2 separate regions of the Mus musculus genome follow, and region 2 is linked to region 1. Evidence: chromatin loops called from intact Hi-C (ENCODE). Cell type or tissue: gastrocnemius. All regions are shown on one strand. Links, peaks and the distances in the headings refer to the core of each region. The heading gives the core; the rest is flanking DNA.

What was found. Peaks named below come from ENCODE experiments on the same cell type or tissue, not always from the same donor. Only the 100,000 strongest peaks of a DNase experiment are listed, where the experiment ranks them.
Region 2: it touches region 1 in a loop (5-fold over the local background); 1 of 42 quality-filtered maps calls a loop at or near these places.

The regions. Positions count from the first base shown.
Region 1 is chr12:76,430,629-76,436,004 of GRCm38, forward strand. All of the region lies in intron 6 of Ppp1r36 (protein phosphatase 1, regulatory subunit 36), which reads left to right. Among named protein-coding and RNA genes, the nearest start is that of Gm10451, 11 kb to the right of the region's middle. In gastrocnemius, for the core only: no CTCF peak of the experiment used is centred there; no DNase peak of the experiment used is centred there; H3K4me3 peaks cover 842 bases; H3K27ac peaks cover 1,093 bases.
Region 2 is chr12:76,364,510-76,369,885 of GRCm38, forward strand. It overlaps Zbtb25 (zinc finger and BTB domain containing 25), which reads right to left and starts at 5,051. Exons shown (of 3, transcript NM_028356.2): 1 at 4,931-5,051. In gastrocnemius, for the core only: no CTCF peak of the experiment used is centred there; DNase peaks (open chromatin) are centred at 2,720, 3,240, 4,586 and 5,064; H3K4me3 peaks cover 2,613 bases; H3K27ac peaks cover 3,231 bases.

The sequences.
Region 1 (5,376 bases), core at 118-5,117:
TCTCGCTCCGTCTCCCTTTCTCTCTCTCCCTCTCTCTCATTTTTTTTTAAATGCTTACAAAATTCATGCTAAAAAGTTTGTAAGAGTTTGGTAACAAAAAGCTAAATTGTTAGTGGTTTTGTTTTTGTTTTTGTTTTTTTTAAGTAGATTTAGCTGGGGGGAGAACGTCCGTAGAAAACTTAACTGCACTGTTAGGCAGCAGTGGCTGAAAGACAAACTCTGGGAACTTGGAGCCCAGAACACAACACTGCCTCCTAGGCTAGGTGACCTTTCACAAGCTGTGGAACTTTCCAAGTGCCCAGGCTGTTCTGTTCTCCCCTCTGTGGGATTTCACTGTTAGGAATGCTGAGGAGGGCCATTGATTTGTTGCTACAGAATGTTTTTAAAATAGAAAACCCCGTATCTGACCAAGCCATTGGAGAAACAGTTTGTGAACTGATAGATGACCCTGGATAGCAGTTTTGTAATACTTCTGACACTGCTGTCCCTGCGATGCCACCAGGAGATTCGCAAAGTGAGTGTTATTTCAGGGTGGCATTTCCCAGCAGGGCAGCCAGAACACGAAGCGTTTCTATGACAGCATCCACAGCTGAGGCCAACTGTGGCTTACAACACTTGAGGAGCCTCAGAGTCCCAAGCTGGGCTCAGTGAGTTTGTCCAGCTCTTTGGCTGGTTTTGTTCTCCCATTTCTTTTAACTCTGAGGCTCATTACTGATCTAGCAAAGACATTTCTTTTACATATTAGCTTATAAGTTATAGAGAAGAAAGGTCTCCCAGCTAGTTTTTAAATGCACTGAAAACTAACCAGAACACAGCCAAATAGGAAAACAAAGCAGCCCAAATCTTCGATTATGGGTTCTGAACATCATGACAACTTTTCATTTTTCAAGTGTCTGGAAATCAGTCGTTTTATAACAGAGTTAAATATAGACTGTGTTAGGGTGTTTGCACAGAGGAAAAGAATTGATTTCAGTCCTGCAAAGTCAGTAACTGCCAAGCCCTTACGTCATAACTGGCTGCGTGCGAGCTTTCCTCTCATGCCACTTGTGTTTGTGGATTTTGAACATTACCTGTTTCTCTGATAGATAAATAATATCTGTAGGTCAGCTGGTGCTTGCCTTTGATCCCAGGACTTGGGAAACATTGGCAGGTGGATATTTATGAGTTTGAGGCCAGCTTCATCTACATAGTACGTTCCAGGGCAACCAGGGCTACATAGTGAGACACTCTGTCTCAATAATAATAATAATAGTTGTTATTTATTTTATATATTAATTTGTTACTTGTTATATATTTATTATAAAATTGTTATTGTGTATTGAATTTGGTGGTTTTGAGATGGTCTTATTTAGTTCAGTATGGCCTTATGATCAATATATCTCTGAGGTTGATCTTGAACTCCTGATCCTCCTGCCTAGTCTGTCAAGTCCTGGGATTGTGGGTGTGTGCTACCATGCCTAGCTCAGATTTTCAGAACTGAATATCTTTTTGTTTTGTTTTGTTTTTTAGAACAGTGTGTTTTCATTCACAAAATTTCTCCGTCTGACTTTGGATAATGCTTTTTAAAGAATAAATTTCTAAGAGGGATCAAAACGTACAATCACTTCTATGTCTCTTTAAATTCCCTTTCAAATGTTTTTTTGTTCTCATAGAATTATGCCAACTTCATTTTGGCAGCAATGTGTGTGATATTTCACTTTCCACAAGATTGTCAGTGTCGCAGTTTTCATTTTAGGTGAAGCTAGGGGTCGAACGCACGGTCCTGTGCACAAACTGCATCCCTACCCCTTCGCGTGCTAAGGACTGTGTTTGTCAGTTCAGGTGAACCTCTCACTGGATCAACTGTCTGAAGAATGTTTAAGGGTGGGGGATGTAGCTTAGTTGGTAGAGTGCTTGCTTAATACACACAAAGCCATCATGGTGGTTCAGTCTGTAATCCCAGCACTTGGGAGGTGGAGGCAGAGAGAGCAGATTCACAGGTGTTCATAGTGGTCCTCAGCTACACAGTAGGTTCAAGGCCAGCCTGGGCTACATGATGCTCAGTCTCCTCTACTCCCACACATAAATTTTAGAAGCAATGGGCAGAACTGAAGACACGTGTCCTAAATCCTAGAGGGGATGGTTTTCAGGCTCGGCACATGGGTGGGAACAGATGGGCTCTGCCTGGAATTCTGGGATTTTGTGTTTTTCCTTTGTGCTTTGGCTTCATGGCTTCCCCTTTTCTTCCCACTTTCAACAGGGTTTTATAAACGATTTATTGATCTTAATAGTGTGTAGGTGTGTATGTCTGCATGGCGGTATGTGCACGTGAGTGCAGGCACTCTAGGAGGCCAGTTACAGGTCAGATGTCACATGGGTGCTGGGAACTGAACTCAGGTCCTCTGGAAGAACAGCAACTGCTCTTAACTACTGATACATACATCTCTCCAGCCCTAGGTTCTTTTTTTGTTGTTGTTGTTTTTGTTAATTAAAAAAGTGTGTGTGTGTGTGTGTGTGTGTGTGTGTGTGTGTGTGTGTGTACATACAAAGGTTAGAGGACAATTCTATTCTCCACCATGTAGGTCCCAGGGATTGAACTAATGTCATCAGGTTTGACGGCAGGCACCAGCCCAACACACAGGTTCCTGATGTATATTTCTAGGTGAATCCCCAGTGCCCAGCTTCATAATCACTAGGAATGATTGTTTTAATTTTTCTGGACTCTCTCTGGAATCTCGGAGAGAGATTCACACTGGGAATCTGTACTTTAAGCAAGTACCTCAGGATAGTTTTCCTTTATAATTGAGTAAAGGTTGAGAATCCTGTCCAGAGTGATTTTGTTTTATTTGTTTGCTTGTTTGTTTGTTTGTTTGCTTGTTTTTTCCAGTCAGGGTTTCTCTGTGTAGCCTTGGCTGTCCTGGAACTCACCCTTTAGACCAGGCTGGCCTCGAACTCAGAAATCTGCCTGCCTCTGCCTCCCAAGTCTCAGGATTAAAGACATGTGCCACGACTGCCTAGCTGTCCCACTTTTTTTTTTTTTTTTTTTTAGGTTTTTTTCGAGACAGGGTTTCTCTGTGTAGCCCTGGCTGTCCTGGAACTCACTTTGTAGAACAGGCTGGCCTCGAGCTCAGAAATCCGCCTGCCTCTGCCTCTGGAGTGCTGGGATTAAAGGCGTGTGCCACCACCGCCTGGCTTAAGCCCCACTTTGATGGCTGTTTGGTTTGGTTTCTATAGCATAAAAGGATTAGCTAGTGGCACCTCTGAGAAAGAAGGGTAAGGGGTATTTGAAGAAGTCTGGGAGGCAGGCACTAGGACTTGGTCTGCAGGCTGCTGGTTGAATGTAGAAGCTGTGTTTGGACTAAGTAACATCTGGACACTTCAAGCTGGAGCCCACTTTCTTTATTGCAGAAGCTCATTTTACTCCAGCGACTCACGAGCTTTGGATGACCCGAGATAACACTGCCTTTCAAAGGCCCATGGCATCCTTAAACTCATCCCTCTCCATTCAGACATGTCTTCATATAGGATTTTTTTGTGTAGCCTGGCTGTCCTAGAAGTCGATCTGTAGCCGAGGTTGGCCTTAAACTCACAGAGATCCACCTCCCTCTGCCTCCCAAGAGCTAGGATCAAAGGTGTCTGCCACCACCAGCCTGCTATGTCTTTATATAGTTGGTGTAGCTTCAAAGGGGGCAGCACTTCGTCACTACTGAGAGCACATTCCATTTGCTTTCCAGTGACACTTGACAGCATTGTCAACAGTATTGCTTCTACCGTGTTGCAAACACTTAACATTAGGCTGCAGACCTGCTGTCGCCTAAGATCAAGCATCTTTTACAAAGTTCATTTGCGATTCAATCAGAGCTGGACTGCGCTTTCATACACTTGATGCCAAAATCCACAGAGTACTGACCAGCGAATGGTTCCCTACCAACTGGAGCTGAGCTCGGAACTGGAAGCAGCCTGCGTTCAGACACAGAACCCCTCAACTTAATAGCAGCATCGGGGGCCCTGGGGAAAGCTGAGGTGGCAAAGAGTCTCCACTGCGCTTTAGGAATCGGCAGAAATGGGAAAGCCACCAGACACCCCAGCAGCCAGCTCAGATAACTTGTTACTTGAGAGTTCTCTAGGAATTAGGCTCCAATGTGAATGTAGCTGAGGATGCATACAGAGCATAGAGTCTAAGGATCTCTATACGAGTGACATTCCCCCTTGAACTAGAGATGCTGAATCCAATGGATAATAGTCATTAAATGACTTTGAGGGGTCACAGAGGTGGCTCTGCAGATAAGAGCACTGGCTGCTCTTCTAGAGGTCCAGGGGTCAGGTCCAGTCCCCACGTGGTGGCTCACAACTCTCCATGACTCCTGGACCCTTTTCTGCTTATGTGGGCACCAGGCACCTAACACATGTAGGCAAAACACCCATGCAAACCAAGTAAAAATAAATATATCCTTTTTTAAAAGAGAACGGGAGATTTTGAGTGTGGGGTAAAAATGGAGTCCCTTGTCCCGCCCTCCATAGGGCTAGGGCCACTCATGGAGGCGGATGCTGGAAGTTTGACTGCACCGTGGACCCCACGCCGCTGCAGGGCGGTGAGAAGTCGCAGGACTCCACTGGGGGGAAGGGGAGGCGCAGTCTGGGGTCCCCTCGGAGCTGGCAGAATTGGCTAAGGGGTCCTGGACCGCACGGAGGCGGTTCTCAGGCTCTCGGACATCCCAGACTCCGCTGTCTGCTGCGGAAGAGCTGAGATCAGAGTGTGTGCCCGCAGGAGGGCTCTGACCCAGGCAGAAGGGAAAAGGGCAGGAGGAGAGTGCTCGGGCTGGATGCTCTGGGGAGGAGCCTTGTGCTGCTCACACAGGTGACTTGGGTTGGCTGGCACTGGAGTTTAGATGTGTGTGCTCCATTGCTCTAGTATGGCTGGTCCTGGTGAGAAGAGGCAGTCCATGGTTTTAAAGCGTTTATTGTAGAAAGACAGAGAGAGGGAAAAAAGTAGAGTAGAGGCCGGCCATGGCCACGTGGAGAGAGGGAGGAAGGGAATTGGGGGGGGGGGGGAAGCAAGGGAGCAACAGTAAGAGCAAGGGAATAAGTGGGAGGGGGAACAGCCCCTTTTATAGTGGGCTGGGCTTACCTGGCTATTGCCAGGTAACTGTGGGGAGGAGCATACCTGGCTGTTACCAGGTAACTGTGGGAGTGGCGTCTGGAGAGCCTATGTGACTGATGGCCACAAAATTATGGAGCTGGGTCCTCGTGTCAGGAGCCTAGTGTCTGGGAGCATGGCAAACGGGCCTATCGTCCCTTGCAGATTAGTCTGCTGGGTCTCCCAGGTTTAAACCTAGCTCGACCAGAAAACAGACTGCCTCTCTTGGTCCCACATTTGAGGATTTTCCCTATGCCAAA
Region 2 (5,376 bases), core at 240-5,239, 66 kb before region 1:
TCTAGCAACAGTTACCCCAGTTTTAGTCACCCACTGTGCCACCAAAACCATAAAAACAGAAACAACCACTGCTAACCCTTCTGCCAATCCAATTTTCAAAGACACACATGGTAACAAGACATACATGAGGGCAAAACACCCATATACATAAAATAATAAAATCTGGTTGGAAGACAGACATGGTAGTATATACTTGTAGTCTTAGCACTTGTGAAACTGAAGCAGGAGGATTGCTGAAAATTCAATGTAAGCCAAGGCTACACAGAGTGAGTTCAAGGCTGGTTGGCCTGAGCCTATCTAATAAAAACCAAACAAAAAAAATTAACAGAAAAGATTTTTGGTAGGAAAAAAAAAGATGTAAAGTAGGTTGCAGAAAAGAATTAAAAAAAAAATCACCCTTCATTATTTAGAAAAGCAAAGAGTTTAAAAACTTTAAAAACATTTTTATTATCAAATTAGTATTTTTAATATTTTATTCTGAGAATTTCATACATGTATACAAGGTATTTGTATCATCATAATATCCTTCCCATCTAAGCACCACACCCTCACCCCCAAGTAATATTTATAATAGGCTTAGTATTGATAGCTATGAGATTATAAAAGCGTTATTTACTTTCTAGATCGCAGTAAATTAGCTCTGGATTAGTTCAAACTAAGATGAAACAAGTTTATAATTTAGTTAGCATGATATTCAACATCTTGGACTGTTTAGAAACTCTTTTTGGTTGGCTTGCATTCTCAGATCAGCAGCAGAACAGCCTAGAATACTCAGCTCTTCATTCTCTCACACCGTAAGCATCTTTAACGGACTTTATAATCAATTATCAGTAAAAGATAGGAAAGCTGGCAGAGGAATGTCAAGCTTTTATGAACTACTTACTCATGGCTAGAAATACACAAGTTAAAAGGTCTCCAGTGCTACCTGATAAAAGGCTTCCCACAAGTGTAGCTGGTATTTGTAAAATGGTATTTTTTGATGATTGTGGATGTGTGACAGTTGATCTGGTTTTATTTGTGAGACGAGATCCCACAATAACCTAGTCTGACCTAGAATTTACTTTGTAGCCCAGGCTGAACTGAAGTCTATGTTCTCTTGCCTCAAGCTCCTGAATAGAGGGATCATAAGCGTATACCATAATTCCCAACAAGTATGGAAGAATGTTTACTATCGCATAAGTATCCCAAAGAATTGTGTTCATTATAGTAGATAAATAAATATCAATGATTATTGTAAATGTGACTTTAAACTACAATTTTAGGTGGTTTAAGGAATCTAAGTAATTAGACATACTGTTGCATACCTGTAATTCCAGCTCATAGAAGTTTGAGGCCTGAACTTAGAAAACCCTATCTCAAAAAGAAAACAAACAGGAGACTTGGGGGAAGGGCCCTCCCTGTACTCACCCCCATCCCAAAGCAAATCCCTGGAGCTCACTGGCTTAGCCAGGTTACATGAATCAGTGAGCCCCACCTTCAGTAAGGAAGACACCCAAGGTCAACCTCTGACCTCAGATCCACACACACAAACACACACCCCTCAAAGAAAAGAAACAGAAATGTGCTAAACTAATGCACTAGTAGAGTGGTTAGAGGCCAGGAAGGGCCACACCATTTCCAAACTTTCTGGTGAAAAGTATCTAGGAAAAAGAACCACTTATTCTTAGACCCTTTTAAATTGATTTCCATAATGTCTAAAAATGATACAGGAACTGCCAAATCTGAAAATACAGGCACAGATCAAACCTGCCAGGAACCCATTCACAGACAATGTTAGAGAAGACGTGATGGATGACACAGGAAAGGGCAGTTACATTCTAGAAATCTTCAATAGGATAGTCTGGAGCCCTGGTCTGTGGGCAGACAGCCTTTTCCATCCTCTGTGTGTGTGTGCCTGTCTGTCTGATAAAGCACTAGGCCAATAAAACTTAGAAATAAAAAACTTAATACGAAAGAGACAAGAGTCTTCTTGATTTATTCTAAAGACTACATCTAACAAGAGTAAAAGAGGTCCTCACAGGCCAGGGAAAGTGAAAGAGGGCAAAACTAGAGGAGACCCAGAGTGCAGCGGGCAAGTGACTGAGCTGCTGTGTGAGTGAGCTACCATCTTCTCTGCCAGAGAATAACAGCTCCATGAACACACTTCTAGCACAGACTAAATAATACCCTCTGCCTAAAAAGCCTGCTGTTTCAGAATTAAACATTGGTTTTGATCTGTATCTACAAAAGCAATTAATTACAAAATCTCAAAACCTTAATAATATACACTTTTCTTAAGGTTAATTTAATAGAAGAAAAAAAGGCCCAATAAAATGAGAACAGAAACCTAACAACGGGTGGGGATATAATATAGCCCAGTAGTAGAGGCTTTGTCTGGCATTCTCAAGATGGCAGGTTTGATCCCCAGAATACAACCAAGTACAATTAAAATGAACTAATCATGAAATTTCATGTTAGCTTTGAGTACTGTCTTTTTCCTCCACTTTCTTTTGGGGGTGGGTGAGTGAGTGGGGTGGTGAGACAGGGCTCACTATGTAGCTCTGGCTGTCCTGGAACTTACTATGTAGACCAAACTGGCCTTGAACTCTGTCTCCCAAGTACTGGGATCTAAAAGGTGTGCACTACTATGCCTGGCAAAACATATTCTATGTGTACTTGCATGAATTCAGGCATACCATATGTACGCAGGAGCCTGTGGAAACCAGAAGGAATCCGTTTCCAGGAACTGGAGTTATTTCAAGTTAAGAGCCACATGGGCGCTGGAAGCCAAACCTGGGTTGTCTATATGCACAGTAAGCGCTCTCAACTGATGAGCCATCTCGACAGACTAAAGGAAGAAGCAGTGGCTGAGGAATCTAACTGGCATGAAGTGGAGATCAAAGGATCCAATTCCATCGCTGGTAGAGGTAACTACTATCAACTATTTTCTTTTTGGCTTTCTCTAAGGACTCAGATGCACTTGCTCTGTGGGATAAACAAGCAGAAAGGGGGCACAGGAAGTGGTGTAGGGCTACTTTACAATTCATCAAAATAAGAGCACCTGCACTGCTTTTCTATAGGAACTCTGACAGTTCGCCAACTCTTTCCTAGCTCTTACTTCAAAAATGGACAAATTGGTCAGATACCACCAGCAGCTTGCAGGGAATAAATCACTTTGGGTCAGCGGTAGGTTAGGCACTATGCTGCACTTCCCAGCGTGCTAGGAGATTTTACTGCCAAGCCGCTCAGGCCCCTCCTCCTCAGCTAGACAGCCTGGCTCCTTTGCATTCCCCTCAGGAGATCGGGTGGAAGTACATAGCTCCACTTTGTAAGGCATAGAGGGCAGCTGAAAGTCCTGCCTGGCCTCTCTGAGCAACCACAGGCGCCAATAAATCAGCCACAGGCGATTCTCTCACCCCCTTCCTGGGGAGCAAGATGTAATGCGAAAGAGCACTGACTAGGCTTGGAAGATAAGTGATTGAGACTCACATTCCTTTGCCAACTACTCTTGTCACCACAGTCAGGTATACCTCTCTGGCTCACTCACTTCTGCCGACTTAAAACATATTTATAACAAGACAATACTACCCTTTTAGGGAATTCAGTTATTAAAACTGCCGGCAAAGGTTAGCACACAAAACTAAACCTGACTGGAAACTCCTTACAGCTTATTATAGTACTGGGCATGACAGTCTAGTGTGTGGTGGGGTAGGTGGGGGTCTTCTTGCTGACCACCCAGGATGTCTCATTGCTCCCTAACTGAATCCCAGCCATCTTGACTATTTCACACCTACTCATCCCACCCCCAAGTCAGGCAGTGGCTATGTACCTATATCTAGGTTGCTTCAAGAATGATGCCTAAACCTAAGGCCGAGACACGTGGCCAGACCAGGGGGCATACACTCTTAGTTCCTGCGAGTGAGAGCCCGACCTAAGATCCATTGCTACTTCTACACTAGCCTGGGCTATCAACTTGAGAAGTCCTGTAAACCTGATGTAATTTTAATCACTTCTGGAGTATACACTGTCCAAAGCAGGATAAACTGGCACTGCAGTCCTGAGGCTAATTATGAAAGGTGCAGAAACTTTGATCGGGCAACACTCTGCTTCTTAGGCCGGGTGTTAGCTGTGAAATGAGGGATGGACTCGATATTTAAGGTCCTTTTCAGCTGAAAAACTCTGATTCTAAGATGTACTTCAATTCTGTCAATCGACAGCTCTGCAGCTTTTGAAGGACTTGCTGGAGTCCCTCGAGGAAGAAGGCCAACTTTAATCCCTTAGAGGGAGATGGGAGTTAATTTATAAAACACACAACACTAGCTGCTATCAGGTTCCAGGTACAGCGCAGTGCGTTACCTAAGCAACTGATAACGGCTTGATTCCTCCAAATGAGTGCTAGGGAGACGATGATATAAGATGGGGGCCAGAATTCAAAATGAAAAACCACTGGGCTAAGAGAAAAATTAATTATTAGGGTAGGGGGCTACTTGCCCTAGATGCTAGGTACTCACAAACTGGATGGGGGAGGGGAGAGTGAGGGCTGCGCAGCCCGATCTGGACACCCGCCCACTTGCTAGAGCCTGGAGGCCTGACGCGGCCGCCCAGGACCCGGCTGACACAGACGGATTGAGGCTTCTGCGCCCGCTCGGAGCCCGGCCCGCAGCGGGAATGGGCTCTAAGGCTGTGCGGCAATCGCGCGCGCCATCCCGCCCGCGTTAGGCCCCGGCGGCCCACGGCCAGGGGCGGCTCCGCGCGCCCAGCACTCGCTCGCCGTTGCTAATGTCCTCCTTGGGCCCTGACTGACATCTCCAACGGACCAAAAACAGCACCCCTCTCCCCGGCTACTTGCATCTGTCCCGCGACGGGTGCAGCTGCAGCCGCCGCCCGGGCGGCTCGCGGCGGGAGGGACTGAGCCCGGAGCAGCCCACAGGGGCAGGGCCGCGTTGCTTACCCAGACTCCGCCGCGGCGGCGGACTGGCGGGCGGGCTTCTCTGTGCGGGAGGGGCGGGCTCCCGCGCGGCGCACACCACGCGGCTGCGCCCGCTCACGCACCCGGCGGGCTGCTCTCGCGCGGCTTCCCGCGCCCGGCCCACGTGACCGGACTGCCGGGAAGCGAGCGGCACCCCGGCTAGTGTGCGTGCCTGCCTGCGTGCGTGCGTGCGTGCGCGCGCGCCTGCCTGCCCGCCCGAGTGGCCAAGGCGGGGGTCGGCCCCGCGCTCCGGGCGCGCCTCTGCCACGGTCCCCAGTCGTGACTGGAGGCGGAAGTGTGGGGACAAGTTCGAGCGTCACTGGCTCCCCACACGTCTTGGCGTGACCTGGGAACTTTCCCCGGCGTGTGCAAAAAAAAAAAAAAAAAAAAAACCCAAAAAACAAAAAAAAACCACGGGTGCCCCCTCG